Linked DNA regions of Homo sapiens: region 2 is linked to region 1. The links are chromatin loops, found by intact Hi-C in ENCODE. Cell type or tissue: GM12878. All regions are shown on one strand. Each heading gives the region's core, and the rest is flanking DNA. Links, peaks and the distances in the headings are about the cores only.

Evidence for each region. A loop is a pair of places that touch in the nucleus more often than their neighbours do. Peaks named below come from ENCODE experiments on the same cell type or tissue, not always from the same donor. Only the 100,000 strongest peaks of a DNase experiment are listed, where the experiment ranks them.
Region 2: a loop joins it to region 1, with 5 times the contacts of the local background. A loop is called at or near these places in 6 of 110 quality-filtered maps.

The regions. Positions count from the first base shown.
Region 1 is chr16:68,717,917-68,722,303 of GRCh38, forward strand. It overlaps a transcript of CDH3 not described here. Among named protein-coding and RNA genes, the nearest start is that of CDH1, 17 kb to the right of the region's middle. RefSeq lists an enhancer at 2,309-2,438. In GM12878, for the core only: no CTCF peak of the experiment used is centred there; a DNase peak (open chromatin) is centred at 2,435; H3K27ac peaks cover 1,397 bases.
Region 2 is chr16:68,779,963-68,784,349 of GRCh38, forward strand. All of the region lies in intron 2 of CDH1 (cadherin 1), which reads left to right. Among named protein-coding and RNA genes, the nearest start is that of CDH1, 45 kb to the left of the region's middle. RefSeq lists enhancers at 1-377, 379-523, 1,063-1,207, 2,053-2,152, 2,663-2,782 and 2 more and cis regulatory regions at 451, 1,135, 4,380. In GM12878, for the core only: no CTCF peak of the experiment used is centred there; DNase peaks (open chromatin) are centred at 2,475 and 3,021; H3K4me3 peaks cover 333 bases; H3K27ac peaks cover 1,534 bases.

The sequences.
Region 1 (4,387 bases), core at 184-4,183:
CCAGTCTTGGACTTCCCAGACTCCAGAATCATGAGCTAAATAAACTTTTTCTTTTTCCTTTTCTTTTCTTTTTTTCTTTTTGAGACAGAGTCTCATTCTGTTGCCCAGGCTGGAGTTGCCCAGGCTGGAGTTGCCCAGACTGGAGTGCAGTGGCACAATCATGGCTCACTGCAATCTCTGCCCCCAGGTTCAAGTGATCCTCCTACCTCAGCCTCCTGGGTAGCTAGGACTACAGGCACGTGCCACTCTGGCTAGTTTTTGTATTTTTTCTAGAGATAGATTTTGCCATGTTGCCCAGGCTGATCTCAAACTTCTGAGCTCAAGTGATCCTCCCACCTCAGCCTCCCAAAGTGCTGGGATTACAGGTGTGAGCCACCGAACTGGCTAAACTTTTTTTGTGTGTTAAATTACCCAGTGTCAGGAATTCTGTTATAGCAACGTAAAACAGACTAAGACAGCCACTTTGAAAAACAGTTTGGCTGGCTGGGTGTGGTGGCTCATGCCTATAATCCCAGCACTTTGGGAGGCCGAGGCGGGTGGATCATCTGAGGTCAGGAGTTCAAAACCAGCCTGGCCAAGATGTCAAAAACCCATCTCTACTAAAAATACAAAAAAATTAGCCAGGTGTGGTGGCGCATGCCTGTAACCCCAGCTACTCGGGAGGCTGAGACAACAAAATCGCTTGAACCCGGGAGGTGGAGGTTGCAGTGAGCCGAGATTGCTCCACTGCACTCCATCCTGGGCAACAGAATGAGACTCTGTCTCAAAAAAATAAAAATAAAAAAGGAAAACAGTTTGGCAATCTCTTAGAAAGCATAAACATATGCTAACCATATGATTTAGTAACTCTGCTCCTAGGTATTTACCCAAGAAGAATGAAAACATATGTCCACACAAAGACGCATACATGTTCCTAGAAGCTTTATTTATAATAGCCCCAAAGAGGAAATAGCCCAAGTGCTCATTAACTGGTAAATGGATACAACAATTAATTGTGGTGTAGCTATACAATAATGGAAGACTATTAAGAAAAAAAACGGGGCCGGGCGCGGTGGCTCCCTCACGCCTGTAATCCCAGCACTTTGGGAGGCCAAGGCAGGTGGATCACCTGAGGTCAGCAGTTCAAGACCAGCCTAGCCAACATGGTGAAACCCCGTCTCTACTAAAAATACAAAATTAGCTGGGCGTGGTGGTGCACGCCTGTAATCCCAGCTACTTGGGAGGCTGAGACAGGGAGAATTGCTTGAACCCAGGAGGTGGAGGTTGCAGTGAGTGGAGATTGTGCCATTGCACTCCAGCCTGGGCAAAAAAGAGTGAGACTCCGTCTCAAAAAAAAAGAAAAAAAAAAAAGATAAAAAACGAACTATGAACTACAGACATACACAACAATATGCTCAAAAGCATTTTGCTAAGTGAAAGAAACATATACAACAGGCCACATACTGTATGATTCCATTTATATGACAATCTAGAAAAAGCAAAACTCTGGGGACAGAAAAGGGCCCAGTGGTTGTCGGGGACCAGGAATGAGGGGTGTGGTCATCTACAAGGGCACAGGGGGATTTTTTGGCATGATGGAACTGTTCTTTTTTTTTTTTTTTTTTTTTTTGAGAGGGAGTCTCGCTCTGTCACCCAGGCTGGAGTGCAGTGGCGCCATCTTGGCTCACTGCAACCTCTGCCTCCCGGGTTCAAGCAAAATTCTCCTGCCTCAGCCTCCCAAGTAGCTGGGACCTCAGGCACACACCAGCTAATTTTTGTATTTTTATTAGAGACGGGGTTTCACCATATTGGCCAGGCTGATCTCAAACTCCTGACCTCGTGATCCGCCCATCTTGGCCTCCCAAAGTGCTGGGATTGCAGGCGTGAGCCACCACACCCAGAGATGGAACTGTACTACATCTTGATTATAGTGGTGGATATACAACTGCTTGTGTCTGTCAAAACTCACAGAACTTGGCCAGATGCAGTGGCTCATGCATGTAATCCCAACACTTTGGGAGGCTGAGGAGGGAGGATCCCTTGAGCCTAGGAGTTCAAGACCAGCCTGGGCAACATAGTGAAACCTCTTCTCTACAAAAAATGAACAAAATTAGCCAGGCATGGTGGCATGCCCACCTGTGGTCCCAGCTACTTGGGAGGCTGAGGTGGGAGGATCTCTTGAGCCCAGGAGGTCGAGGCTGCAGTAAGCCATGATCACACCACTGCATACCAGCTTGGGTGCCAGAGTGAAACCCTGTCTCAAGAAAAAACTCCAAACCAAACCAAAACAAAAAACCTCACAGAACTGAATCCCAAAAAGTGTGAATTTTACCATATGCAAACTAATTTTTTTTAACATGAGGGGAGGCTAAAAAAAAAAAAGAGAAAGAAAGAGAGCGTGAGATCTGTGAAATTCTGGGTAGCAAGGGAATTCCCCATGCATACCCTGAATCAGATCTTTGCAGAACCTCTTAAAATCTAAAGTTTGTCAAGCCCAGCCTGACAGCTGTGTCTGGGACTTGCTGGTGACCTTGGGCAAGTACCTTTGCCTCCCAGAAACATAGTTTCTTAGCCCAGAAAGGGAAGAGAGAGCTCTAAACATCTCTAACAAGGCACAGACATCTATTGAGCACTGAGTCACTGCCAGGCTACCCATACATGTGTTTTTTCACATCAGAAGGGTAGGGCAAGACAATAGTGTTTTAAATGTTCTTTATTAAGTCTTTTTTTTTTTTTTTGAGATGGAGTCTCGCTCTGTTGCCCAGGCCGGAATGCAGTGGCACGATCTCAGTTCACTGCAACATCTGCCTCCCAGGCTCAAGCGATTCTCCTGCCTCAGCCTCCCAAGCCCGAGTAGCTGGGATTACAGGAGCCTGCCACCACGCCGACTAATTTTTGTATTATTAGTAGAGATGGGTTTTACCATGTTAGCCAGGCTGGTCTCGAACTCTTGACCTCAAGTGATCCACCCTCCTCGGCCTCCCAAAGTGCTGGGATTACAGGCATGAGCCACCATGTCAGGCCTTTATTGAGCATTTAGATGTATTAAGCACTTTGCAGGTATTAGTTCATTTCATCCTTATACCACTCCTAGATGGTAGGAACTAGCACTACCTCTATTTTACTAATTGACAAGAACCTAGGTGCGCAGAGGTTTCATAAATTGTCAAGGTCAACATAGCCCAGTATCCCCAGTATTTGATCCAGCCCTCTCATTTCAGGGCCCATGCTCCTAATCATCATACTAAATCATGTGACATTCCTGGAGACAAGCTGTGTGACATCCTCTCAGCATCTCAGTGTTCCTGGACCTTACCCTTTATGCAGTTTAGTCTTTTTTTTTTTTTTTTTTTTGAGATGGAGTCTCGCTGTTGTCGGCCTGGGCTGGAGTGCAGTAGCACGATCTCGGCTCACTGCAACCTCTGCCTCCCAGTTTCCAGCAATTCTCCTGCCTCAGCCTCCCGAGTTGCTGAGATTACAGGTGTCTGCCACCAGGTCTGGCTAATTTTTGTATTTTTAGTAGAGACGGGGTTTCACCATATTGGCCAGGCTGGTCTCGAACTCCTAACCTCAGATGATCAACCCGCCTTGGCCTCCCAAAGTGCTGGGATTAAAGGCATGAGCCACCGCACCCGGCCACAGTTCAGTCTTTTAACTGCGGGTACTCAGCAGTTAGGGATTACAGGTGTGAGCCACTATGCCCAGCCCCTTCCCTGCTCTTGGGTCTAACCTCCTGCCTCTCCCTTCTTGGCTAGACTAAGCTCTTCTCCCTTCTGGGCCTTTGCCCAGGTGGTGACTTCTGCCAGAAACACTGGTTAACTCAGCTTAAATGTCACTTTGCTCCCCATCATATTTCTGAAACTCCGTCTCAAAACAAAATAATAATACATAATTGTTAAGATCATCCTTGTTGGCCAGGCGTGGTGGCTCACGCCTGTAATTCTAGCACTTTGGGAGGCTGAGGCGGGCAGATCACTTGACGTCAGGAGTTCGAGACCAGCCTGGCCAACATGGTGAAACCCTATCTCTACTAAAAATACAAAAGTTAGCTGGGTGTGTGGCGGGTGCCTGTAACTCCAGCTACTCAGGAGACTGAGGCAGGAGAATTGCTTGAACCTGGGAGGCAGAAGTTGCAGTGAGCCGAGATGGCACTACTGCACTCCAACCTGGGTGATAAGCAAGACTACCAACAACAACAACATCAACAACAACAAAAGGATTATCCTTGCTTATTGCTCTGGGTTGTAAATCCTTGGGTTGTAAATCCCTGGCTCCCTTGTCTGTTTATTCCATCAGATCAAAAGCTTCTTCAGGATAGGGAGGGGCCCCTGTCACCAGCCAAGCATTTGTGCATGCTAGGTGCCAGTGAGTGTTTATTGAATGAATGAATGAATGAATGAACGAGTGA
Region 2 (4,387 bases), core at 244-4,243, 62 kb after region 1:
ACTCCTTACTTCTCCCAGAATAAAAGCCCGGCTCTCTACAATGAGGCTCCAGCTACGTCTGACTTTGTCACTGACTACCCTTGTGTCACTCGCTCTACTCAGCCACCACCCTGGATTGGCTTCCAACCAAGTTGTGTTTGCTTTTCCCTCTGCCTGAAATGTCCTTCCAAAGGGGACCGTGTGGCTCCCTTCCTCCCTCCTTCCCTCCCTTCCAGCAAGTCTTAGGTCTCAGCTAAAACTGCCTTTGCTCTAAGTCACCTTCATTGCCTTTGACATGGCACACCACTGCCTCCAGCACTCCCTCCTTATCCTTCCTCCCTGTTTATTTTATTTTATTATTTTTTGTTTATTTATTTTGAGACAGAGTCTCCCTTTGTCACCCAGGTTGGAGTGCAGTGGCATGATTTTGGCTCACTGCAACCTGTACCTCCTGGGTTCAAGTGATTCTCTCCTGCCTCAGCCTCCCAAGTAGCTGGGATTACAGGTGTGCACCACCACACCTGGCTAATTTTTGTATTTTTAGTAGAGATAGGGTTTCGCCATGTTGGCCAGGCTGATTTCAAGTGATCTACCCATCTCGACCTCCCAAAGTGCTTGGGATTACGGGCTTCGGCCACCATGCCCAGCACCTGTTCTATTGTTTTCTCTACAGCGTTTACTACCTTATTGTATGTTTTTGGCTAAAGGGCCTTGGAGTCAACCCCAGGAGAACAGTGCTGATGAATCAGGAGTGGCGCTCCCATAACTTCATGCGTCTTCAAAGCTGGCTAGTACTGCACCTCATTCTCGTGATTTCATGCCCACAGTTACCTCCAGGGTGTTGGCTGAGCAGAGCAAGTGACATGAGGGTAGTTGGTGACAAAGTCAGAAGTAGCTGAGGCCTCACTGTAGAGAGCTGGGCTTTTATTCTGGGAAAAGTGAGTCTCTGGAGGGCTCTGCATAGAGCAGAGGCTTGTCATGGCCTGACCGAGGTTGTAGCAAGCTCAATGCGGCTACTGTGTAGAGAAGACGCCGTAGCAACCTGGGCCAGAATTGGGAAGATTAAGGAGCTACTGCAATGGTCCAGGAGTCCAGAGATGAATTGAGTCTGTGGGGAAAAAAGTGTCGGCTGACAAGCCGTTCTGTCTCCATGTTCTCCTCTCACCTTTTGACCACCCTGTCCCCACTCCTCAGCTGTGCTTTGTATTTTGTAATTCGCAGCACTCAAAGCACTCACACAGGAGGCCTGACATTATTTATCTGCAGGTCAGAGGGTTTGAGTTGAGGGTGGGGGTATTGGAAACAATTAGGCATTGTGGCCTCAGTTGCCTCCGCTTCATTCTCCACCCTCCTCCACACACCCGCAGCACTCATTTTAACCCCTCAGTATGTCTTTTACTTTTTCCTTCCTTTTTAGAGTTAGGGTCTCACTCTGTCATCCAGGCTGGTGTGCAATGGTGTGATCACGGCTAGTTGCAGCCTTGACCTCCTGGGCTCAAGCAATTAACTCCACCTCAGCCTGCCCAGTAATTGGGACTACAGGAGCATGCCACTACACCTGGCTAATTTTTTCTTTTTTTAGAGATGGGGTCTTGCCATGTTGCCCAGGTTGGTGTCGAACTCCTGAGCTCAAGCAATCCATCCCCCTTGGCCTCCCAAAGTGCGGGGATAACAGGCATGCAACACCATGCCCGGCCAATTTTTTAATTTTCTTTATTGACAGGGTCTCACTATGTTGCCCAGGCTGATCTCAAACTCCTGGACTCGAGTGATCTCCCTGCCTTAGCCAAACTGCTGGGATTACAGGCCTGAGCAATCATGCCGGGCCCCCTCAGTATATCTTTAATCCCTTTGGGATCTGAGACTCTTTGAGAGACTGTTGAAGACCACAGAGCCTCCCACAGGTGCCCATATCTTAACCCACAGTTCCAGGGGGCCCATGCCTTCCTTGATGCCCTTCACTAGCCCAAACCTTGGCTCAAATCCTAGGCACTCACTGCTAAGGCCTCAAGGAGGGGGTCAGAAAAACAAAACCGCAGCCCAGGAAACTCCTTTCATGGCCACAGAGATGTTTCCAGATGGCCTGAGAAGGGAGTGGTTGGTGTGGGCAGCTGCTGTTCCCCATGGTATCAAATCTTTGATCAAGAGGGGTGGAAAAGGATTGACTTTCTCAAGTTCAGGGCTTCCTTCTGGCTCCACAGGCACCCCCCACAGGCAAGGGACCACCACACCCAAAGGCAGGAGTGGCCAATCCTGAGGGCGTGGACGGGGGCCACAGGGAGGCAGTCCACACCCTCAGGATTTGACCCTACAGGGAAGGCCCTGGGGATGTTGCCCTGTCCCAGGAACCTGCACACCCACCTTGGGGGCACTGCCTCTCCTTAGGGTGACCTCAGAGGCAGTTGCAGAAGTTTCGAGTTCTGCAAAAGCCATCTGTGGCAGAACAGGAGCGGCAGCTTACCACATACAAACTCTTCAAATGTTCCCACCAACTGTGACAGGTGGGGGCCACTCTGTAGTTGAAGAGGAAACTAAGACTCAAGCGTTTAACTTTCCTGAAGTTAACACAGCTAGTCAGAGGCACAGTTTGCATTCAAGTCCACATCTATCTAGACTCCAGGCCTAAGCGCTGACCGTTAGTGCTCTATGAGGCAGCACCTGGTAAAGCCACCTGTGCTTTGAGGGGGCGTTCAGGAGGCTACAGCCTAGTTCTGTGTAGGGTCAGATTATCTTGTTCTTTCTTCTCTCCGCTGGCCCACATCTTACCCTCTGGTGCCATTGTGACCGATCCTTCGCAAAGGAGTCAGCCCTAGAATTGTTGACAGTGAGCCCGTTTCCTGCCCCTCACCCCACACAGGGTTCCTTCCCATCCTTGCCCCTCCGTCCCTGGACCAGCTCCATGGGTCAGTGTTCCTCTTAGAGCATGACTCTTGGAAAAAAAACAGCACTTATCATTGAGGTCATCAGATTGCAACCCTGAGAATGTACTTATCAAACCACAAATAGAATCAGAGAAGGACTATATAGTCTCCCATATCCTAAGTGTCTCATTTCTGAAAACACAACTGAAATCTGGTTTTGGAAGCCACATCACATGTTGCCTATTGAGATTACGGTCAACTGAACACCCATCCCTCCTTTGGTTCAACCCTCTCATTAAAGAAAAGAAAAAGGGCCGGGAGTGGTGGCTCACTCCTGTAATCCTGGCACTTTGGGAGGCCGAGGCAGGCAGATATCCTGAGCTCAGGAGTTCGAGACCAGCCTGGGTAACATGGCGAAACCCCGTCTCTACTAAAAATACAAAAATTAGCCAGGCATGGTGGCACATGCCTGTAATCCCAGCTACTCAGGAGGCTGAGGCACGAGAATCGCTTGAACCCAGGAGGTGAAGGTTGCAGTGAGCTAAGATGATGCCACTGCACTCCAGCCTAGGTGACAGAGTATCTCAAAAAAAAAAAAAAAAGAAAAAAGAAAAAAAGAAAAAAAAGTTTGTTTATGTGAACATAGGAAAACAAACACAAGCCAATTTAAATGGTACCTAAGAGCCTAAAAGTGTCTGCCTGTCAGCAGTTCATCTGAGACAAGCAGTGTTACCGATTTCTTGTTTCCTTCTGAAGATATTCTAAGCCTATTCCCTATCCCATTTAGCTGTGTGCTCTTTAAAGACAGATTCTTCCCATATTATTACATATACACTTACTTGATTCTTTTTTAAACAGCTCCCTCATTCTTTTTATTTTATTTATTTTTTTTGAGATAGAGTCTCGCTCTGTCACCCAGGCTGGAGTGTAGTGGCATGATCTGGACTCACTGCAACCCTCACCTCCCGGGTTCAAGCAATTCTCAAGCCTCAGCCTCCCTTGTAGCTGGGACTACAGGCACCTACCACCACGCCTGGCTAATTTTTGTATTTTTAGTAGAGATGGAGTTTCACCATGTTGGCCAGGCTGGTCCTGAACTCCTGACCTCAAGCAATCTACCCACCTCGGCCTCCCAAAGTGCTGGGATTTAGGCATGAGCCACCGTGCCCAGCCCTTCATGATTTTTAATTTTTGCATCATTTTCCATTGAGTGGATGCCCATCATTGATTTATCCAGCCCTCTGTCAATGATGTGTCTATCTTTTGCCACCATAAACAAGATTGTAGTGGCCCTCCGTATATCTGCCCTGATGCAATGTGTGAGTCCCTCTGTGAGATGAAGTCCTAAAAATGGGCTTTGCTGAAAGAAAGGATTTATGCATGTAAAATCTATAAACATGATCAGAATGTTCTCTTAAAAAGCCATACTGATTCCTACTTGCCATGATGTCCAAGGCCTTGGAGCCCCACATCTTTGCTGGTACAGTTCCGCCTCTGTGCATTACAGATGATAAAACGAACCCAGAAAAAATGCAGGGGTCTTGCCT